2 separate regions of the Homo sapiens genome follow, and region 2 is linked to region 1. Evidence: chromatin loops called from intact Hi-C (ENCODE). Cell type or tissue: HepG2. All regions are shown on one strand. Each heading gives the region's core, and the rest is flanking DNA. Links, peaks and the distances in the headings are about the cores only.

The links. A loop is a pair of places that touch in the nucleus more often than their neighbours do. Peaks named below come from ENCODE experiments on the same cell type or tissue, not always from the same donor. Only the 100,000 strongest peaks of a DNase experiment are listed, where the experiment ranks them.
Region 2: it touches region 1 in a loop (18-fold over the local background); 61 of 110 quality-filtered maps call a loop at or near these places.

Annotation. Positions count from the first base shown.
Region 1 is chr3:142,274,880-142,286,159 of GRCh38, reverse strand. No RefSeq gene overlaps it. Among named protein-coding and RNA genes, the nearest start is that of GK5, 55 kb to the right of the region's middle. RefSeq lists an enhancer at 659-953. In HepG2, for the core only: a CTCF peak has its summit at 5,977 (motif pointing right); a DNase peak (open chromatin) is centred at 5,989.
Region 2 is chr3:141,956,627-141,967,906 of GRCh38, reverse strand. It overlaps TFDP2 (transcription factor Dp-2), which reads left to right. Exons shown (of 13, transcript NM_001178139.2): 10 at 3,944-4,095; 11 at 8,067-8,233. Among named protein-coding and RNA genes, the nearest start is that of ATP1B3, 86 kb to the right of the region's middle. In HepG2, for the core only: a CTCF peak has its summit at 5,179 (motif pointing left); a DNase peak (open chromatin) is centred at 5,166.

The DNA of each region.
Region 1 (11,280 bases), core at 1,589-9,588:
TAAATTATTTATTTTTCCAAAATGATGACTCAAAAGGCAAAAACCTTTTATTAGCCTTTACTATTACATGAAAATCCTATTCAAAGCAAAATTTTACCCTTGCATTAGTTTATTGTTAACCCCAATTTTTTGATGAAACCTCATAGACAATTCCATTTCATCTTAACCAATTTGACCATGAGGTGAAATCTTTACAAACCTTTTATAACCCTTTTGCTAAAGGGCAGATTAGCGTTTTAAGACAACCTTTATTTCAATGCTTAATTTATGAAATGACCATATAATTCCCTTTTGAATTTAGTTAATGTTTACACATGGAATTTTTGCAAGATTAATTTTTACAACCTTTCCATAACTTGCTTAAACCTTCAGCTTTCTTATCTAACTTAAGACAATCTTTTATGACTAGGAAAAATGTACATTTCCATGCCTTCTCATAATCTTTTACTAGAAAATACATTCTACTGTTTTTACACATCTTGCATATAAATTTATTTTTAGTAGTTTAAATTACATGTTATTGAAGTGGCTATGTTGTCTGGGGTAAATACCCAGTGTTCATCATCTCATGCTAGGAAAATTTAAGACACAGACACACATGAGGAGTTTAGGAGCAGAGGTTTCATAAGCAGAAGAAAGAGAAAGGAAAACAACTCTTCTAGTGAGAGAGAGGGGGCTTCTGAGAGCAAAAAAAAAAAACTGGCCAGCAATGAATGTGCTGGATTTTATAGTCAGGCTTGAGAAGGCAGTGTCTGATTTACATAGGGCTCACAGATTGGTTCAATCAGGTGTGACGTTTACATAGCTCTCAGGGAAGGCTCCTCATCCCACCCTAATCTTATTATGCAAATGAACTCTCCCCTGGGCCGGTGCCATCTTGTCTGCTCCTTACTGTACAGTGGCTGACAGATAAGGGAAGATGGAGCCACCATTTTGAACATGTCTAGTCCCAGCTAGTTCTTTCCTACCTGCATTCATTCCTGCAAGCTCCCAGTTGCTTGTCTATGTCTGAGGCCCAACTTTACAGGCTGCTCTTTGTTAGAAAATGATTTGGGCTGCTTTTCATTAAAAGGAAAACCTTACCAAGCACTTCCATACCCTCACTATCTGCCTAAGTAATTTCTTCTTTGTCAGGCCTCTGAGCCCAAGCTAAGCCATCATATCCCCAGTGACCTGCACATATACATCCAGATGGCCTGAAGCAACTGAAGATCCACAGAAGTGAAAATAGCTTAACTGATGACATTCCACCATTGTGATTTGTTTCTGCCCCACACTAACTGATCAATGTTGTTTATAATCTCCCCCACCCTTAAGAATTTTCTTTGTAATTCTCCTCACCCTTGAGAAGTTACTTTGTGAGATCCACCCCCTGTCCCCAAAACATCGCTCTTAACTCCACCGCCTATCCCAAAACCTATAAGAACTAATGATAATCCCACCACCCTTGCTGACTCGTTTTTTGGACTCAGCCCGCCTGCACCCAGGTGAAATAAACAGCCTTGTTGCTCACACAAAGCCTGTTTGGTGGTCTCTTCACACGGACACGTGAAACATTCTTAACTCCTATATCATTATGGTGGTAACTTTGGGTAATTTTTAACTTTACTGTGAAACCTGGTAGGTTGTTTTGATTATGTATTAGGCATAGATAAAGTCTGACTTTTTCCAGCATACTTAGGGGTGTGGTTAATTTCGTATGTCCCCAGGCCTTACCAAGTTGTAAAGCAGGTAGTTTACAACCTTGGAACATTTAGCAAACCTAGTATCTGACTTACATGATTTAGACCACCTATTTACATGTTTATGACCCTTGTATTTTACCAATAATTCTTAAGACTATTTTTATTTCTTAAAGATTAAAGTCATATGAACTAAAAAGCATTACAGCTTTTTATTTTTTCTTTAAAAATACTTGATTTAAGCACTCATTTTTCTTTAAGCCAATCAATTAGAGCTCTTTTTATAGACATTACACACAACACATATATACACAGACAGACAGAAGATTCAGCACTTCTGAGATTTTTCATTTGTAAGTTTATTAATTGGATTACCTGCTTCAGGGTAAAGCCCTTGGAGGAACAGGAAGGAATGCATTTTTAGGGCCTAATAAGCAGGCACAGCTGAAGGCAAAGACAGATCCCCAAAATTAAGGGTGCCATTTTATACTGGATCTTGGATCCCCAGAATGAGGGAGATGCTACAGGAGGAGGCAGTGCAGTGCTTCTACCTTGCATATCATTGCAAGGCAACCCAAAGCCAATTGGCTTGTTTTGTAATTAGCCCATCCTCCATGGAGTCTCATCTCTTAATGGGGAGTGGGGATGTTTCCATATCTTCCAGGTGGACAAGAGCATGCTTCTCTGATTCAAATGTGCAAAGAGTTAAGTATCCCTCCATGAACACTATTAGCCATCCCTTAAAGTATATTTCCTACCTAGTTATTACACACCAAAGCTCTCTCATACTGCAAGGTAACTTTTGATACCCCCAAAACTTAAAACCATCAGATAACACAATGCAAAACAGAACAGAGCCTTTGATTTTGAGAGGGATCCATCCACTTTCAATTCCTGGGGTTACATGAGGAAAATAGGGGGTTTTTCCCCCAAAATGGAATCTATGGTGCCTCCTCTGTTTTTCCCAAGGAGTCCCAGGCTACCAGAAGTTATCTTAGGGCCTCTCATGTGTGCATTAAGAGTGGAAAGACAAAAAAATGGAGAAAAATAATTCAGTCGACTGAGAAGAAAAAACCTTTTTCCAGAAAAATAAGATCCAAGAAGAGAAAAACGTGAATGCCTTTTAAATATACCTATAACTTGGCTATCCATTTTTAATTAAGCTGAGCACTATTTAAGAAAATCCTTTTAAATCTTTTGTTACTCGACTTCAGCCATGCAAAACAATTAAGATTTTCAGCTTTGGAACTTTACAAAAAGTAACCCCACAGGTGAAACCAACAAGCCTTAATTAGGTTATAACTTAACCTCCAGTGTATGAGGTATTTTCAAAGGGGTGGTAAGCAGCTTTTGAAACCATCATTGCAAAACTGTGACTGAGACAGTGAAAGAGATCCAACCCAAGTAACTCCATCTTGCTCCAGCCTGCAAGCTGTCCTTGCCCATCCCTCGGCATGGGCCGAACCAACTTTGGGAGAACCCTGGTTTGCAGTTTATAGTTTAAAACAAAGATGATAACAGCCCCTTCCTAAGGTATACTTCCCTCTTGCCTGGGGACCAGACAAGAAACTAGCCACAAGATTAGAAACCATGGCCTAGAAGTCATGCAGCTGGAGGTTACAAGATTTTGACCCTCCCTAAGCTGCTCTCAAGATCAGCACTTAAGATATTTTGTAAACCCTGGCCTTGATGGATCATCTGGCACCACCCAGATTGATAAACTGGCTTATCTGATTTTGTGGCCGCCACCCAGGAACTGACTTAGCACAAGAAGACAGCCACCATTGTAAAATGGAGACTAAAAGTATTGCCACGTGGTTACAGGTCATGTTTCCAAGGACACGAAACAAGATGGAGGCCTGTAGCCAAGTTTGTTACTGATCATTTTGTTAGGCTGGCTTGAACAGCAGTCTTATGCGGTCCTGGCCCTGCATCCTAAGGTACCCTTTCTTTTGACAAAACCATGCAGAAAGACACACAAAACACAACAGATTGGCTACAGCTTAAGACCAACCGCACAAATCCTTTTTCACTAATTAAAACTTTATATAGAGAATATAAACAATAATCCTTATTTCCCCTTTTACCAGTTTACTCAGGGAAAGAGAAGCCAAAAGCTCAACTGGTAAAAAACAAAACAAAACAAACAAAACACACACATAACTTTTACCCTTTTTTCAGCATGTCAGGCTTCTGGGTTCCTTTACCCCTAGCTCAACTCTAAGCCAAGCATTTTAAGGTTTGAGGAAATTAGCTCTTCCCAGGTTGGAAGAACATTATAAAAGAAGAGATAGAAGCCATTTTAAACAACGAAAGAAGGAAAATTACCACAGAAAAGTCTGGGAGTTCCAATTAGGATTGTCAAGAGGTGCTGCCTCTCTTCCTATTGGGAATGGTGTTTCCCCTATTTCTTCACATTCTCTATTTTCTCCTTTCCCTTTTGGCCTGCTGTAGGAAACATATTGCTCATCTCTGAAATGCTCTGCTGCCTGCAGAGCTGCCTGTTTTTCAGCTACGGTTAGGGTTTGGTTTAGGAGCAGCATAATATCACTTTATGAGAGGTTAAACACCTGAGTTAAATTTTGGAAAGCTTCTATATAACTATCAGAGTTGTCAGAAAATCGGCCTAAGTCTCCCTTTATTTACCTAAGGTCCTGTAATGATAAGGGAACTTTAGGGGGCCCCAAGTTAGGGGGATCCTCAGATGGTTCCCCCAGAAGTTGCTTCTCCAATTTTGGGGAATCATTCTCTATAGGCCTGTCTGATATGACTACTACAAGAGCTGGGTTGATTGTGCAATGCTTGCAAAGGTCTAGTAAGAAGGCCATGCCCTTGTGTAAAAGAAAGTGAGCCACTTTTCCTTCAAAGTCTCAGGGTTAAAGGAGTCCCTGTGCTTCAGGATGCACCCCAGAGGGGTGCAAGCTGAAGATGGTTTGTTACCCATTTAGAAAGAGAAGCAAGAAAAAGGCATCCCTTTTGTCTCCTTCCTTTTGGTGTGACCAAGTGTGGAGGAAAAGACAATGGGGGCGTCCTCTCTGCTGTTTTCCCTCCTTGGTTCCTAGGTCCTGGCACCTTGTTGAACACGCCACCCATGGTTGTAAGTGTGACCGCCCCCCAGCCATGGAACCAGAGGAACTAAGCAATTGAGATTAGTCACGCTTACCCATGTGACTCTAGTCCTCTGCCTGTGATTTCCCTTTGACTTCCTAGACTTGTGTGATCTGTGTGCCTCCCTGAAAAATGGATATTGGGAAGGACTACGTAATAGTTGCCTTTGGAGCTGGGCACAGTGGCTCATGCCTGTAATCCTAGCACTTTGGGAGGCTGAGTCATGTGGGTCACCTGAAGTCACCCAGGTTGGTTCGAGACCAACCTGGCCAACATGGCAAAACCCCATCTCTACTAAAAATACAAAAATTAGCCAGTCTTAGGCCGGTTATGGTGGCTCACGCCTGTAATCCCAGAACTCTGGGAGGCCGAGGTGGGCGGATCACGAGGTCAGGAGATCGAGACCATCCTGGCTAACACAGTGAAACTCCATCTCTACTAAAAAAAAAAAAAAAATTAGCCGGGCGTGGTGGTGGGCGCCTGTAATCCCAGCTACTTGGGAGGCTGATGCAGGAGAATGGTGTGAACCTGGGAGGTGGAGCTTGCAGTGAGCCGAGATCACACCACTCCACTCCAGCCTGGGCGACAGAGCAAGACTCCATCTCAAAAAAAAAAAAAAAAATTAACCTGTCTTGGTGGCAGGCACCTATAATTCCAGCTACTCAGGAGGTTGAGGGGGGAGAATCACTTGAACCCAGGGCGCAGAGGTTGCAGTGAGCCAAGATTGGACCACTTCACTCCATCCTGAGTGAAAGAGCAAAAACTCCATCTCAAAAAAAAAAAAAAAAAGGTCGTTGCCTTTGGAGGGTATTAGATTGAACTCCATATTTTGCTATTATGGCCCATGCTGAAGCATTTCCCCCTAGAGAATGGTTCTCATTAACTTCTGGACTTAAAATCCCCTTAATAAGTATTGCTTTAACTGGAGACATAAATAGGTGACTTAAAGGAACATAGGGACCTAATAGTGATTTTCCTGCTGATGGGACAGTATTGGAACTAAAATTTGGTTCTGGAGGACATTTTGCTCCTAATTGTTGAATGCAGAGTTTTCCCATCCACAGAAGCAGCATAAAGCTTGGTCTCTAGTAGAGAGGTGCAAAATGGGAGAAGAAGTGGGAAGGTACAGTGTTATGTCAAAGGACCGACAACGCCTCATGGAGATGATTTTTAGTTCACTAGGTGGCGATATTGACCTTAAAATGCCACGTGCTCTCCAGCTCAAGGGCAGAGAGTGACCTGGAGATGCCATGTGCTTTCCAGATCAAGGGCAGAGGGTGAAATGCTCACTGTGGGAGAAGACTTTCTGTTCCTAGGAAATCACAATGGCATTCCCCTGAGCTATATTCCAGTTACTACAGCATTTCCTGATCTTTCCTAACAGGATTACTTCCCTGAACTATAAAAATTCCTGCACATTGCATGCAGAGAAAATAGGAGACATGGTGACCATGGATAGAAGAGGAGGAAAATTTTGTAACAGGATAGCTAGAGATCCTTTTTGCCAGCACTCAGATGGGTGGCCAAAGGCTGGGTTCAACCCAGAAGCCTCTGGATAACACCAGGGTGTGCCCTGGCCAGAAATCCTTAGTTGCTCCAGGACCTCTCCCAGCCCCATGCAATGGCTGGGAGTGTGACCCCCCCAGCCATGGAACCAGAGGAACTAAGCGATTGAGTTCCATGAAAGGAAACTGGTTTGAAGCATTTTTAAATGGAGTCTGAGAGCCTTGATATTAAAGGTCAGATTTGAGGTTTGCTCCACACTTACTGCTCTGATGTTTATACTTTCCATTTTGGTTCTGATCCTGCATGAGCCCCCAGATGAAGCGGCATTGTTGTCTAGGGTAAATACCCAGGGTTCATTGTCTCGTGCCAAGAAAATTAAGGACACAAACACATGTGGGTGGGTTAAGGAGCAGAAAGTTTAATAGGCAGAAGAAAGGAGAGAGAAGAGCAGCTTCTTGTGAGAGAGAGGTGTCCGAAAAAGGGAAAAGTGGCAGACCATAGCAGATTTTATAGGCAGGCTTGGTAAAGCCCACTGATCCGTTCAATCAGGTTTGATGTTTACATAGCCCACAGGGAAGGCTGGTTTCCCCACCCTAATCTTATTATGGAAATGGGCTTTCCACTTGGCCAGCGCCATCTTGTCTGCTCCTTACTATACACATGACTGACAAAGAGAAGGGAAGATGGAGCCACCATTTTGAACTTGCCTAGTCCCACATAGTATTTTTCTATTGGCACAACTGCTGGCATTCACCTGTGCAAGCTTCCAGCTTGCTTGTCCATGTCTGTAGCTCAATTTTACAGGCTGTTCTTTGTTAGAAAAGAAAATGATTTGAGGGCTGCTTTTTATTAAAAGGAAAACCTTACCAATACCCTCAATATCTGCCTAAGTAATTTCTTCTTAACTCTTAGTGCTAAAGGTCTTAGCTGATAATAGCCACTGACAGCAACAGGCACTGTTAAGGGCTTTTTTCTTTTTTCCAATGTTTTATTATGAAAATTTTCTAATAGATAAATCTAAGTTTAAAATATTATCAGATGAACATCCATGTACCCACCACCTAGATTCTACCACTTACATTTTACTGTACTTGCTTTATTATATATCCATTCATCTATCCATCTATGGAAATATTTTAATCTTGGAAGAGCTCCTGGGAGCACCGTGTTGAGTCATCTGCTCTGCTTAGAATGTCAAAGAATAACTATTATGCCACATTGCATGAGTGGGGAGCACTAGCAAAACTATGTGCTTTTCTGACTAGGTGTGGTAGCTCACTTGAGGTCAGAAGTCTGAGACCAGCCAGGCAACATGGTGAAACCTTGTCTCCACTAAAAATACAAAAATTAGCTGGGCATGATGGCACACTAGTGTAATCACAGATACTCGGGAGGCTGAGGCATGAGAATCACTTGAGCCCGGGAGGTAGAGATTCAGTGGCTGAGATCACGCCACTGCACTCCAGCCTGGGCAAGAGAATGAGACTCTGTCTCCAAAAATAAAAATTAAATTTAAAAATAAACCATTTGCTTTTTCAAAAGAAGGTACAGGAGAACTTTGTCAAGAATCCAGATTAACATCAAGGAAGACTTCAAGGATGACTTCCCAAAATGGATCAATGTCTTTTCCTATCCAACTCCCAAACTTCTGGTGCAACAGCCCTGAACAAACTATTTGCAGCACCAGAATGGCAAGAACTATCATTTATGACAATAAGTCTATCTTTATTTCACTTGAGATGAGGGAATTTGTGATCAAGTGTGACTAAACCTACAGATGGACAGGCTAAGATAGTACAGACCTCTAGGTATCAACTTTCCAGGTTTTGTATCCCTCCACATCTATTATTTTTAAAGAATGTGACTAAGAGTAAATGAATCAATGTTTTAAAAAATAAAGCAGAATCTCAAAACTGGCTTTGACCACTTGTAGCAAGACTTAAGGGGCATACAGCATTCTAGCTGCAGTGTTGTCTGTAGGGGCTCTTCACATAGGCTTCTTCCAGGAGTATGTTCCCACGTCTGTGACTCAGGTTACTGGGCCTATGACATGTAAGAGCAGGCAGGCCAATGTGGCATCCCCACTCAAAGGTGTCCCTTGAAGCATGTGAGAGATGATGCAGTGCCAAAAAGGTGAGCCTTCTGCCAGAGGGCAGGACATTATTGGAGGAAATGTCAACAAGGACCAGGGGCAGAATCAGTGGGGCTGGCCATGCAGAAGGGAAAACTTGTGACACGGCTCAAAGGAGTTCATTCAATGCAGTTTCGTAAGTATTAGCTGGGGGCTGTCTTAGTCCCTTCTGCTGCTATAACAAAATACCTTAGACTGAGTAATTTATATATAATAGAAATTTATTTCTCATAGTTCTGGAGTCTGGGAAGTCCAAGATCAAGGCACCAGCAGATTCAGCGTCTGGTGAAGCTTTGCTCTCTGCTTCATAGGTGACGTCTTTTGCTGCATCCTCACGTGGTGAAAGGCAAAGGGCCAAAAGGTCAGTCAGTCTCTGAAGCCTCTTTAATAAGGGGATTAATCCCATTCATGAAGGCAGAGCCCCCATAACAATCATTTTCCCAAAGGCTCCACTTCTCGATACTATCACCTTGGGACTTCAGTTCCAATGGAGAGGAACATACCATAGAGACATTCAAACCATAGCAGGGGCCTGCTGTGTTCCAGAAGCTGCCAGGAAATCTGGTCTTCCAGAGAAGAACTCTGAAGGAGTGGGAGAGAACCCTGGGCTCAGCCAGCATACAGATTTCGATCCCTTCACAGAAAGGGGAACTGTGTGCTTACTACACAATGCTCTTGCCTCACTCAGGAACTTAAGGAGCAATTTTTCTTCTCTCTTATCAGAACATTAAAAAAGTAAGCTGGCATAATTTCCAGGCAAGCAGTTCTTTTGACAGAAAATTTTACTCTCTTCATTTGTTGCTACATACTGTATTTTCTGGAGAATGAGCACAGAGGCCCTTGCTAGAGAACAGCAGATATTAGTCACAGCTCGTTGATTTCATCTATTCCTCCCTAGAAGGAAAAATCACTACAGGGTGATATAAGAAAGTAACTAAGAGTAGGATGCCAATCTCAAATTAGCAGTTATGAGACAAATGCTGGTGTTTGTAAGCAAAGGACTCAGGAGTTTAAACCCCAGAATCTGCACACATTGCAGCATAAACTGAAACAAATTAGTAAGGCAGTTTTTGTGGCCTTTGTGATTATTTATTTATTTATTTATTTATTTATTTATTCATTTATTTTTGAGACGGAGTCTCACTGTGTCGCCAGGCTGGAGTGCAGTGGCACAATCTCAGCTCACTGCAACCTCTGCCTCCCAGATTCAAGCGATTCTCCTGTCTCAGCCTCTGAGTAGCTGGGACTACAGGTGTGCGCCACCACGCCCAGCTAATTTTTGTATTTTTAGTAGAGACAGGGTTTCACCCTGTTGGCCAGGATGGTTTCGATCTTTTGACCTTGTGATCCGCCTGCCTTGGCCTCCCAAAGTGCTGGGATTACAGGCGTGTGCCACCGCACCCAGCCTGTGACTTTTTTAACCTGTAATCCACCATTGCCAGATAAATCTTCCCTGAATTCAAAACATGCACACACACACACACAAACACAGACACACACACACTTCTCCCAAATCAAGAACTTAGTCAAATACTAGCAGTCTCTCTCTCTCTTTAACCACAAAGCAAGGAGAAGAACCTACAGTCTTAACCAGTATTTATGGGGTTATCAGATAATGATTTCTCAATTACACTTCCTCTAGGTCACTAAGTGAAGTAAGTCATCATTTTTTGCCAGAAATAACATCATCTGGTATTTCTACACTTATGAACAGCAAGTAATACAAGTTACAATTATATGAATCATCTTTGATTCTGCCTTTCCTTCCCCCTTCCTCGCCTCCCAAATCCAGTTGGTTCCCAAGTCCTAGTGTGTTGTTATCTCCTGTATCTGCCCTCTTCTCTCCATCCGTATGGTTAATGCCTTCATGCAGGTCCTCTTCCTCTCATATTTGGACTGTTGCAATAGTCCACTATTTTCCCTCCTTTCAGTCTTGAACCACTTCAGTCCATAAAAATAACTGTAAGAAATACTGTTCACAGATCAAGCACTTCATAAGCATTCTGTCATTTAACCTTTACCACACTGTCATGAGAGAGCCATTATTATTCCTGTTTTCTGATTAAAACTCAGGGAAATGAAGTGACTTACATGGGAACACACAGATGGTGAATGGTAAAGGCAGAATTCAAATCTAAATCTGCATGATCCTAAAGCCAGAGACTGAGACACCATGCAACACTGCCTGCCTCCCCACTCTGCTATCAGAGGCTTCTGCTAAAATGAAACTGACCTGCTTCCTGGCTCAGAATTCTTCAATCACACCCCATTGCCAATTGCAGGGAATCTTTTTTAAAGCCATAGAATCCTTTAATCAATAAGATTGAAAGCATTATTCTTCTATATAAAGCAGATAAAAATGTAGCTGACATGCTTGGTGCAGGTGTGGAGATCTAGCTGACTTGCAATGGTAGTGCCAAGAGATGTGTGGACTCCCACAATTTAATGGAAAACATTCATAAGATTCTTCCCATTGTTTGATGTAAAAGTAGTGTTAGGTAAAACATTATGTAAAATAAAGATTCAAGCTTTCTCTTCCAGCCAGATAGATGTCTCTCAGTGACTTTACTGCAGTTCTCCCACGCTCACTGCAACTCATCTTTTCCCTCTGCTCCCCTCCCAGTTCTAGACCTGAGGCTCTGGCCCTTGCACTCCAGATTGGGCAATAGGAGTGAAACTCCATCTCAAAAAAAAAAATAAATAAATAAACCTAAAATAAAATAAAGGGAATCCAAATAGGTACAGAGGAATTTAAACTGTCACTGTTTGCTGACAATATGATCCTTTACCTTGAAAACCATAAAGACTCCTCCAGAAAGCTCCTAGAAATTATAAAAGAATTCAGCAAAGTTT
Region 2 (11,280 bases), core at 1,483-9,482, 320 kb after region 1:
AGAATGGTGCTGGGCAAGATCACCCTCATGTGTGTAGGACTTTCCTGTCTCTAGATGCCTGATGCAAAGAATGAAACCATATTTTTTCCCTGCTTACCTCTGTACCATGAACATTGTTTTTTTATTTTTTAAAGTCTTGAACTTCTTTTCCTCTACTGTCTCTCAAACCAAATATTTGTAGAAGAGTTCCACCCAGGGGCAACATGGCTGTCAACATTCATAGAAACAGGTCTCTCTAAACATTAAAGTGAAACCCAAAGTATAACTGAAATCAACTTGTGGTCTTCTGGTAAACTTAAAACTTATTTCCAAAGGCCGGATGTGGTGGCTCACGCATGTAATCCCAGCACTTTGGGAGGCGGAGACGGGCAGATCACCTGAGTTCAGGAGTTCGAGACCAGCCTGACCAACATGGAGAAACCCCGTCTCTACTAAAAATACAAAAAATTAGCCAGGCATGGTGGCGCATGCCTGTAATCTCAGCTACTTGGGAGGCTAAGGCAGGATAATCTCTTGAACCTGGGAGGCAGAGGTTGCAGTGAGCTGAGATCGCCCCACTGCACCCTAGCCTGGGCAACAAGAGCGAAACTCTGTCTCAAAAAAAAAAAAAACAAAAAACTTATTTCCTCCTAGCATTTCAGTTTTTTTCCTTTCATCAAATAAATTAAGTTGTCATAGAAAGTAAATTAAGCAGCCAGGCACAGTGGCTTACTCCTGTCATCCCAGCACTTGGGGAGGCCGAGGTGGGCAGATCACGAGGTCAGGAGTTTGAGACCAGCCTGACAAACATGGTGAAACCCCGTCTCTACTAAAAATAAAAAAATTAGCCAGGCATGGTGGTGCACACCTGAAATCTCAGGTACTCAGGAGGCTGAGGCAAGAGATTCACTTGAACCCGGGAGGCGGAGGTTGCAGTGAGCCGAGATTGCACCACTGCACTCCAGCCTGGGCAACAGAGCAAGACTCTGTCTTTTTTTTTTTTTTTTTTTTAATAAGTAATCCATTTGCTGTGGCTAAGCTCACTTGATTTTTTTTTATAAGCTCATGTCACAACTCACTCATGTCACATGACACAGGTAACTATTACCTCCTTGCTACCACCTCTCTTTTATTTTTGGTAATGTAGAAGAATGGAGTGAGTAAAGCAAACCTGTAGATAATCCCAATATCCTACTTTTATCTCTATAATTGCCCTTTCCAGCCCTTAAACCTTTTCCATAATAAACGCATAGGAAAATGAATGAACACACTTAAAGCTGTTCAGCCTCTGGAATAGATGTTAATGAGTTTGAAAAAGAACAAAAGGCCAAAGGAAATCAATCAAAGGGCAACAAATAAGTCAGTTCAAAATAAGTGAATTATTTTTCCTTTTACTATCCAAAATAACATTATATGGTATATGAAATTTGTGACAGTGTTAAAAAAAACATTATTATGACCAGGTGCAGTGGCTCATGTCTGTAATCCCAGCACTTTGGGAGGCCGAGGTGGGCAGATCACAAGGTCAGGAGTTCGAGACCAGCCTGGCCAATATGGTAAAACCCCGCCTCTACTAAAAATGCAAAAATTAGCCAGGCATGGTGGCGGGTGCCTGTAGTCCCGGCTACTCGGGAGGCTGAAGCAGGAAAATCATTTGAACCTGGGAGGCGGAGGTTGCAGTGAGCTGAGATCGTGCCACTGTACTCCAGCCTGGGCAACAGAGTGAGACTCCGTCTCAAAAAAATAATAATAAATAATAATAATAAAAACATTATGTTTTTACTGCTCTCTTCACTTGAAAAACCATTGATACTATTAAATGTACACAGCATTAAATAGTGAATCACAAATACATAAGGGCCATTAGTTATCACTGCTTATATTCCCCCATATACCAGGGTCCTCTTGTGGCACTAGGGACAGACACCAAGTTAGGCAAAGTGTAGGAACAGCTCTTGAGATGTGTATTCTAGTAAAAGGGAAGAGAAGCTATGCAGGAGTATTTAAGCATGTAATTCTTTTTCTCAGTTCCACAGTTTAATCATAATTTTTCCTCATTATTAAAGGAATTAAGCAATGAATTCGTTTTTTAGCAACAGAAAATAATGAAATGTAACCTCAATAATGTTTGGTAATGATATTGATAGTGCTAGTTATTGATAGTGATTTTTGGACACACTTAGGTCTACAATAAATTGGTGTTCATTATTTTTTGTGCTTTTCAAAGAGTAAATCTTCCCCTTTTGGGGAGATAGCACTCAGCCATTTTAAGATAATAGTAATCTTTTCTTTTCTTTTCTTTTTTCCTTTCCTTTCCTTTCCTTTCCTTTCCTTCCCCTTTCCTTCCCCTTCCCCTTCCCCTTCCCCTCCCCCTTCCCCTTCCCCTCCCTTCTCTTCCCTTCTTTTCTTTCCTTTTTTTCTTTTCTTTTTCTTCTTGAGAAAGGGCTCTGTTGCCCAGGTTGGAATGTAGTGGCACAGTCATAGCTCACTGCATCCTCCAACTCCTAGGCTCAAGAGAACTTCCCACTTCGGCCTCCCAAAGTGCTGAGATTACAGGTGTGAGCTACCATGCCTGGCCAATAATAGTAATCTTACTGAAACTTTAGTTAAGGTCCAGAACCTGAAATAAACAATACTGATCATAAGATTGCTAAAATGTAAAAAATAAATTTATCACTACTGGGTGACAAGATTATAACAAGCTAATGAAGGGGAATGAATGGCTCTGACTTGAGGAACTTTTAAAACGTTATCTGTTTCTTGAGCAGATGAAAAACTTGAACTGCATACAGTCTTTCTAGCTGTGAAATTCTATCGTACATTTACCTTATTAAAAAAAGGGAGATCACTTGTTTGTTTGTTGGTTGGTTTTTCTCAGACAGAGTTTTGCTCTTGTTGCCCAGGCTGGAGTGCAGTGGTGCAATCTCGGCTTACTGCAGCCTCCGTCTAAAAGGGAGATCACTTTCTTTGGCTTTTGAGTAATGGTTATAACTAAAAGTAGCGGCAAGATCCAGTAAAAAAATTTAGGCCTTGATGTATCTTATAATTAGTGCTGAGCCTCAGTTACCTCATCTGGAAATGTCTGGTTGGGGAAGGCTGGGGCTGGATTCCAAACTGTGCCCAGAGGCTGCTGAGAAGTTCTGTGGAGGTGCCTTAGAAACCATGTGGCTGTGCTTGAGGGCAGAGATGGCAGAGCTTAGGACCTGGCCTCACTGCAGCCAGCCTCAACAGCACCACTTCCATCTGTTTTACATGAGTTTTTTTTTGTTTTGTTTTGAGACAGGGTCTCATTCTGTCACCCAGGCTGGAATGGAGTGGTATGATCTCTGCTCACAGCAAATTCTGCCTCCTGGATTCAAACAATCCTCCCACCTCAGCCTCCTGGGTAGCTGGGACTATAGGCACATACCACCATGCCCAGCTAGTTTTTGTATTTTTTGTAGAGATAGGGTTTTGCCATGTTGCCCAGGTTGGCCTTAAACTCCTGGACTCAAGCAATCAACCTGCTTTGGCCTCCCAAAGTGTTGGGATTACAGGCGTGAGCCACTGTGCCCAGCCTCCCTCGAGATTTTATTTGAAGAAACAATTTTGTGCCTTTAAAATGTTTGCATATCCCTGGGCTACACATCCTAAAGTTTGGGGGCATATTTGACCCCAAACTGTCAGGAGTCTATGTTAGATAAATGGTATCACCCTTGCTGTGTCATTTGCTGAAGAGTTCCAGGTGCCTACTGGTTCTTTCCCAGATTGTGAGGTCCTGTTTCTATGGATGATGGAAAAATGTATTTATTGAGTTGGATCATTCTTTCTTAAATGTTTAATTTTTTAAATTAATTCATTAGTGCAGGCGGGATGTCTCTTTAAACTCTAATTTTAAACTATATTTAAAGGTATTATCTTAATTCTTTTAAATTCCAACTCACTTATGCACAATTGACCATATTGTTTTTATTGATCATTACAGCAAATCGCTTTCAAAAACCTGGTACAGAGAAATCGACAAAATGAGCAGCAAAACCAGGGCCCGCCGGCTCTGAACTCTACCATTCAGCTGCCATTCATAATCATCAATACAAGCAGAAAAACAGTCATAGATTGCAGCATCTCCAGTGACAAGTGAGTGGAGAACTAGGGATGGGTGCAGGGCTGGCCTTCTGTTAACATTTTCATATCATTTGCAAACTCAAGAAGGATGCACTTTATTAGTTGCACCCCTCAAAGGCTGGCTTCCTTGGGGCACATGAAACACCTCCTGAACCATGGGTGCAATCTTCCACTAGTGTGCGCTCCAACCCTCACCCTCTGTGGTCCCCTGTCTTGTGCCAGGCACTGTGCTGTCTGTATTATATGTGTGTGGCAGTGTCTGGGCCCAACCTATGACGTGCTGCATGTATGTGGTAACTCTGAGCAAGTAACTGTGATAAGTTAGCCCAGCACTGTGGGTCTGGGACAAGGTAGATTCATTGGTGATTCACCGTCATAGTTTATTACGGAAATATTTTAGGTCAACATGTGGCATTAAACCAATTATTTCTTTGTTTTGCTATATCATAGTTATGCATGCTTCTGTTTATTAATGAATGTATGAATAGACATGAAAATGCCTGGCACATTCTTTGCTTCCTTTAAATTGTGTTTTTACATTTTAACTAAGATCAATGATAATATTCATTATGGCAAATAAGAAGTAGCACTTTTCAAAATATAGAATTAATTTGTGATGTATTTTACCATTCATGAAAAAGTTTCTCTCAGTGGTCTTCAGGCTGTGACCAGTACCATAAAAGAGTTAAGAGTATATATAGGGTGCAGAGTGAGACGGATCCATGTACCGCTTATGGCTCCCCCACTTCGCTGCTGCAAAGCTCTGTTTTCTCAAGAACAAATAGGAATGATACTGGGTCCCCTATGACTTCCCAGCCTTGTGAGGATTAAATGAGTTAATGTCTATAATGACTTGAGGTAAGTGTTTTTTAAATGTTAGCTGCTGTTACAAAAGGTCAGCCTATAGTTTATTGTTCAAATAGGGATTTATTAATGCAAAAGAAGACTCTATAATAATTGCGTCAGTACCACAGGCATACCCCAGAACTGTCCCAGGGATACCAGAACTTCCTGTCTCCTAGGGCCCTGACATTGCCCTTGGGCTTCACTGCTACTTGTTTTCCCACTCTTCTTCCTGGCGCTCTTGCGCCCCCTGCCGGTCTCTGTTGTGTCCAGAGATTCCGGGCCACTCCACTAAGAAGGCACACACACAAAAGAAGAGTTAGCCAGGCGTGGTGGTTCACACCTGTAATCCCAGCACTCTGGGAGGCCGGAGGCTAGTGGATCACCTGAGATCAGGAGTTCGAGACCAGCCTGGCCAACATAGTGAAACCCTGTCTCTACTAAAAATACAAAAATTAGCCAGGCTTGGTGGCGCACGCCTGTAGTCCCAGCTACTAGGGAGGCCAAGGCAGGAGAAACGCTTGAACCTGGGAGGCAGGGGTTGCAGTGAACCGAGATTGTGCCACTACACTCCAGCCTGGACGACAGAGCAAGACTCTGTCTCGAAAAAAGAAAAAAGAAAAAAACAGCAGGAATTTCAAAACTATTTGATAATTGAGACTATAGACACAAAAAGAAATAGTAGAGGTTATGAAGTAAACCAGAACCAATAAATTTTTTTTTAAGAGTGGATTCTTGGCCGGGCGTGTTGGCTCATGCCTGTAATCCCAGCACTTTGGGAGGCCAAGGCAGGCAGATCACCTGTGGTCAAGAGTTTGAGACCAGCCTGACCAACATGGTGAAACCCTGTGGCTACTAAAAATACAAAAATTAGCGTGATGATGCACACCTGTAATCCCAGCTACTCGGGAGGCTGAGGCAGGAGAATCACTTGAACCCAGGAGGCAGAGGTTGCAGTGACCCAAGATTGTACCATTGCACTCCAGCCTGGGCAGCAAGAGCAAAACTCCGTCCCCCCCAAAAAAAGAGTGGATTCTCACTGTTCTCACTGTTGCCCAGGTTGGAGTGCAGTGGCTATTTACAGGCACGATTATAGCTCACTGCAGCCTCAAACTCCTGGGCTCAAGCGGTCCCCCTGCCTCAGCCTTCCTAGTAGCCAGGACTGCAGGTGCACACTTCCTTGGCCAACTAAAGCTGATCCATTTTTTAATCTTCTAAGTTTCTTAACCTCTCTGAGATCATGTTCCTTTCTCCACAAAAATAAGAATTATAGTATTTACCTTGCCAGTTTCAAAAAGTTATGGGTAAATTAATATACAACCCAGCCCAGTGGTCAGTAAGTGGTAGATATCTGAATTATTTTCCACACACTTGCAAATTCTTTATAAATATATGTCAAAGAGGACCATTAACATAGTCTCAGAAAACTGAGAATTCAGGCCGGGCACGGTGGCTCACACCTGTAATCCCAGCACTTTGGGAGGCCAAGGTGGGTGGATCATAAGGTCAGGAGTTCGAGACCAACCTGACCAACATGGTAAAACCCCCATTTCTACTAAAAATACAAAAATTAGCCAGGCATGGTGGCACGCGCCTGTACTCCCAGCTACTCAGGAGGCTGAGGCAGGAGAATCACTTGAACCCAGGAGGTGAAGTTTGCATTGAGCCGAGATCGTGCCACTGCACTCCAGCCTGGGCGACAGAGCAAGACTCTGTCTCAAAAAAAAAAAAAAAAAAAAAAAACAACAAAAAACTGAGAATTCTGGAAAATGGTTAGCATCTTTTCAGATAAAAAACACAAAACTTAGCATTCTAGTTACTCTCTCAAATTAGTCTCTTGTTTTGTATGGAGAATTATAAAACTATCTTAGGTTAGTCTCTTAAGTCTAAAAAGAATGATGGGAAAATCTGGGAATCATTGGCCTAGGGTATTGTGGACACTGTTCCCCCAGGCTGGAATCTGGTGAGGCTTCCATCTCTTGGGTGGTCCCTGACTCATGCCCTTTCCTTGGCCTTCCTTTGAGTGGAGGGAAGGAGGCTCTGAGTAGCTTGTACAAGCTTGTTATCCGACGTAGGTCCAAAAACCCTTTCAGTTACTTTGGTGATGCAGTCTTTCCCCATAATTAGCCAAGAGGCTTTCCACAATGAGGATTACATTTACAAAACGATCTGCTTTTAACAGATGCCTGAAATCATCCCTGTGGCAGGCACCCACTTCAGATTTTTTTTTTTAAGTTGTTATTGTACTTTAATCAAATTCATATACTTTAGATTACTTAAATTGGTATTTTGCTTCAAATTATAATTTTTGCTTCTAAGATAATCTGTTATTCAAATTATCTTAGATAGGGTATAAAGTTTTACCCTCACATGATTTTAATAGAATTTCATGACCAGGTGAAACCTACCATTGTCCCCAAACCCTGTCCCTGCAGGGCTGAGGCCCATGATGAAGGTGCTCCAGGCCTAGCCTAGGAGTCGGAAGGACTGTGTCTTCCTTCTTTTGCCTCTTGATTAACGTGTGTTGGGCTGCTGGGAAGCTGGGAATCCAATTTGGGTACTTTCCAAACATATTTGGAAACGTGCTTGTATTACATGTGACATTTTTTCTTAAAACATTTTACTCCTTAGCCTCTCAGGACAGGATTTGGGGTTGTTTTCACTTGTTGAAAGTCTTCTATTTATTGCTTATCTGAAGTAGGCTGTAGCTAACATTTGACTCATGAAAATGAAGTAAGCATTCAAAATGTTTTTTTCCTCAAAGCTAACAGGCCAACTCGGAATAGGGATATCGTAATATTAAAGTAGAAAGGCTTTTCTTTTGTGGCAAAGCTGTAGGCAACTTTGAGAAGTACTGGATTTAGAATAAAATTTCTATCCTCTGTTTGTAACAGAGTTAGGGCTAAAGTTTGTGGGTTTCTATCATCTGTCAGAGGAATGTTGTTTTAATTGGGAAAGTGTTTTATTTGAGATGTCATTCCCCTGACAGAGCAGAATGACTCATGGCTCTCTAAATGGTAGCAATTTCTAGCACTATAGCTGGATTTAGGCCCCCATTCTGTTACTTAAACTATAGAATACAAAACTATTCAGACCTCTCCAGCACCACCAAAAACCCTTTACTTTGTTTCCTGATGCAGGTTTGAGTATCTTTTCAATTTTGACAACACCTTTGAGATCCATGATGACATAGAAGTACTAAAGCGGATGGGAATGTCGTTTGGCCTGGAGTCAGGCAAATGCTCTCTGGAGGATCTGAAACTTGCGAAATCCCTGGTGCCAAAGGCTTTAGAAGGTTATATCACAGGTATGTTAACTGATGCTTTCATGTGTTGTCCCTGATTAAATGTTGAATCCAAACTTGTTAAAACCTTTCTTATAGAAAATTGCAAAATTTTAGAACATCTGTGCTTGTGTCGACAAACTGAAACCTTTAACACTTTAGGACCATTTTTTCAAAAATTAGATTAAATAGTTTGTTTCATAACATTATGAACTTACATCTATACACCACACATTATATACTATTACATCTAAATTGGCTCACTCAGCACTGAATTTGGCTCTTCAGAGAGATCTTGTAATTCCCAGTACCTAGCTTAGAGCCTAGTTAGAGTAAGCTAGTAAAAGCTCAATGAGGGAGTTTTAAAAAATCTTCTCTTAGTGCCCTGTGGATACTTCAAGGGAAACTTTGGGCAATTTACAAAAGAAAGTAGGTACATCCTGGCCGGGCGCTGCAGCTCACACCTGTAATCCCAGCACTTTGGGAAGCCAAGACGGGTGGATCACCTGAGGTCGGGAGTTCGAGACCAGCCTGGCCAACATGGTGAAACCCTGTCTCTACTAAAAAAATACAAAAAATTAGCCGGGCGTGATGGCACATATCTGTAATCCCAGCTACTCAGGAGGCTGAGGCAGGAGAATCACTTGAACCTGGGAGGTGGAGGTTGCAATGAGCTGAGATCGCCATTGCACTCTAGCCTGGGCAAGAAGAGTGAAACTCTGTCTCAAAAAAAAAAAAAAAAAAAAAAAAGTAGGTACATCCTACTTCCCTCTAATGGAAAATTTAGTATATCTATTATCTGCCCATACATAAAAACATTTGATTAATTGAATTCAGAGAGGAGGAGTGGACTGAAAGTTTAAATGTCAGGGGAAAAAAGGGCAGAACGGGGTAAACCTGGATTCACATTTGTGTACGCTGCTCCTCTTTACAGTAAAACTTCTCAAGTTGACCATATTTACTGTTCCTTCTTCCTCTTTCCCCAGTCTTAAATTGTTCTTATTAAATACTGAGTAGATACAAAGGTTGTTTACGTCTGTAGACTCTGAAGGGTCACAGTACAGTAGACCCCCATGAATCCAGCACCCAGCTGAGGAAAGCACATTACTGTTCCAGTCCACTGCATGCCCCTGCCCCAGGCTCTGTGCCCTTTCCCACCCCTCAAATATAACCATTCTCTTACATTTCATTGTCATTCACTTGCATTTCTTTAGAGATAAACCAAAATGGTAAACTGGAAATAATGTATTATTTAGTTTTGCCTACTTCTGGCCTCTATATAAGTGAAGTCATAGTAATATACTCTTTGGTGATTTGATTTTTTTTCACTCGATATTATGTTCTTTAGAGTCATCCATGTGATTTAATATAGATATAATTCATACATTCTTACTCCTGTGTAAAATTCCATTATATGAATACATCACAGCTTATCTGTTTATTTTACTGAAAATAAACTGTTTGTTTCCGATTGCTTGATGTTAAAATACAGTGCTGCTTTGAACATTCCTATACATGTATCCCAGTGACCACATGCAAACGTACAGATTGAACTTGTTAGGTCAGAGTTGGGTACATCTTCAGCTTTACTAGATGATACCAAAAATTTTCAATTTGATTTTACCAAATTACACGTTCCCCAGCAGAGTAGAAGTGTTCTATTTTCCTAATCAGGTGGGTCTGAAATGATACCATTGTAGCTTTTCTAAATTGAGATTGAATTCACATGCCATAAAATACACCATTTAAAAATGTCAGTTCAGTGATGTTTTGGTATATTCACAAGGTTGCTAATCATCACCACTATCTGATTCCAGAATATTTTAATTTAAAAACCCAAAAAGAAACCCAAACCCATTAACAGTCTCTATTCCCCCATTCTCCCTCAGCCCCTGGCAACCACTAATCTACTTTGTGTCACTATGGATTTGCCTATTCTAGAAAGACGCTTTATGTGAATGGAACCCTACAGCATGGGGCATTTTGTGGATAGCTTCTTTCACTTAGTGTAGTGTTTCAAGGTTCGTTCATGTTGTAGCACCATCAGTATTTCATTCCTCTTTATTGCCAAATACTATTCCATTGTATGGATGGACCACATTTTGTTTATCCATTCATCAGTTGGTAGATATTTGGACTGTTTCCACTTTTTGGCTATCTCGAATGATGCTGCTGTTAACATTCTTATAAAAGTTTATGTGTAAACATATGTTTTTATCTCTAAAAACATATACCTACGAGTGAAATTGCTGGGTCATATGGTAACTCTGTGTTTAACATTTTAAGGAAATACCAAACTGTTTTCCAAAGCTCCTGTACCATTTACAGTCCAACCAGTGGATAAGTGTTCCAATTTCTCCACATCCTTACTTACTTATTTAGAGACGGAGTCTCACTCTGTCGCCCAAGCTGGAGTGCGGTGACGTAATTTGGCTCACTGCAACCTCCACCTCCCAGGTTCAAGTGATTCTCCTGCCTCAGCCTCCTGAGTAGCTGGGATTACAGGCACCTTGCCGCTATGCCCGGTTAGTTTTGGTATTTTTAGTAGAGACAGGATTTCACCATGTTGGCCAGGCTGATCTGGAACTCTTGGCCTGAATTCACCTGCCTCAGCCTCCCAAAGTGTTGGGATTATACATGTGAGCCACCGTGCCTGCCCTCCATATCCTTTTCTACACTTGTCACTATACATCTTTTGAATTATAGCCATCCTCACAGAAGTGAAGTGATATCTCGCTGTGATTTTTGTGGGGGGGGTGGGGCAGGGTGGTGGTGGAGGGGAGAGAGTCTTGCTCTCCAGGCTGGAGTGCAGTGGCGCAATCTCTGCTCACTGCAGCCTCGAACTCATGGGCTCAAACGATCCACCCACCTCAGCCTCCTGAGTAGCTGGGACCACAGATGTGTGCCACCATGCCCGGTTAAATCTTTTTTTTTTTTTTGATATGTTTGGTAGAGATGGGGTTTTGCCATGTTGTCCAGGCTAGTCTCAAAGTTCTGAGCTCAAGCGATCCACCTGCCTTGGCTCCCACTGTGATTTTGATTTGCATTTCCATAATGACTTCTGATGTTGA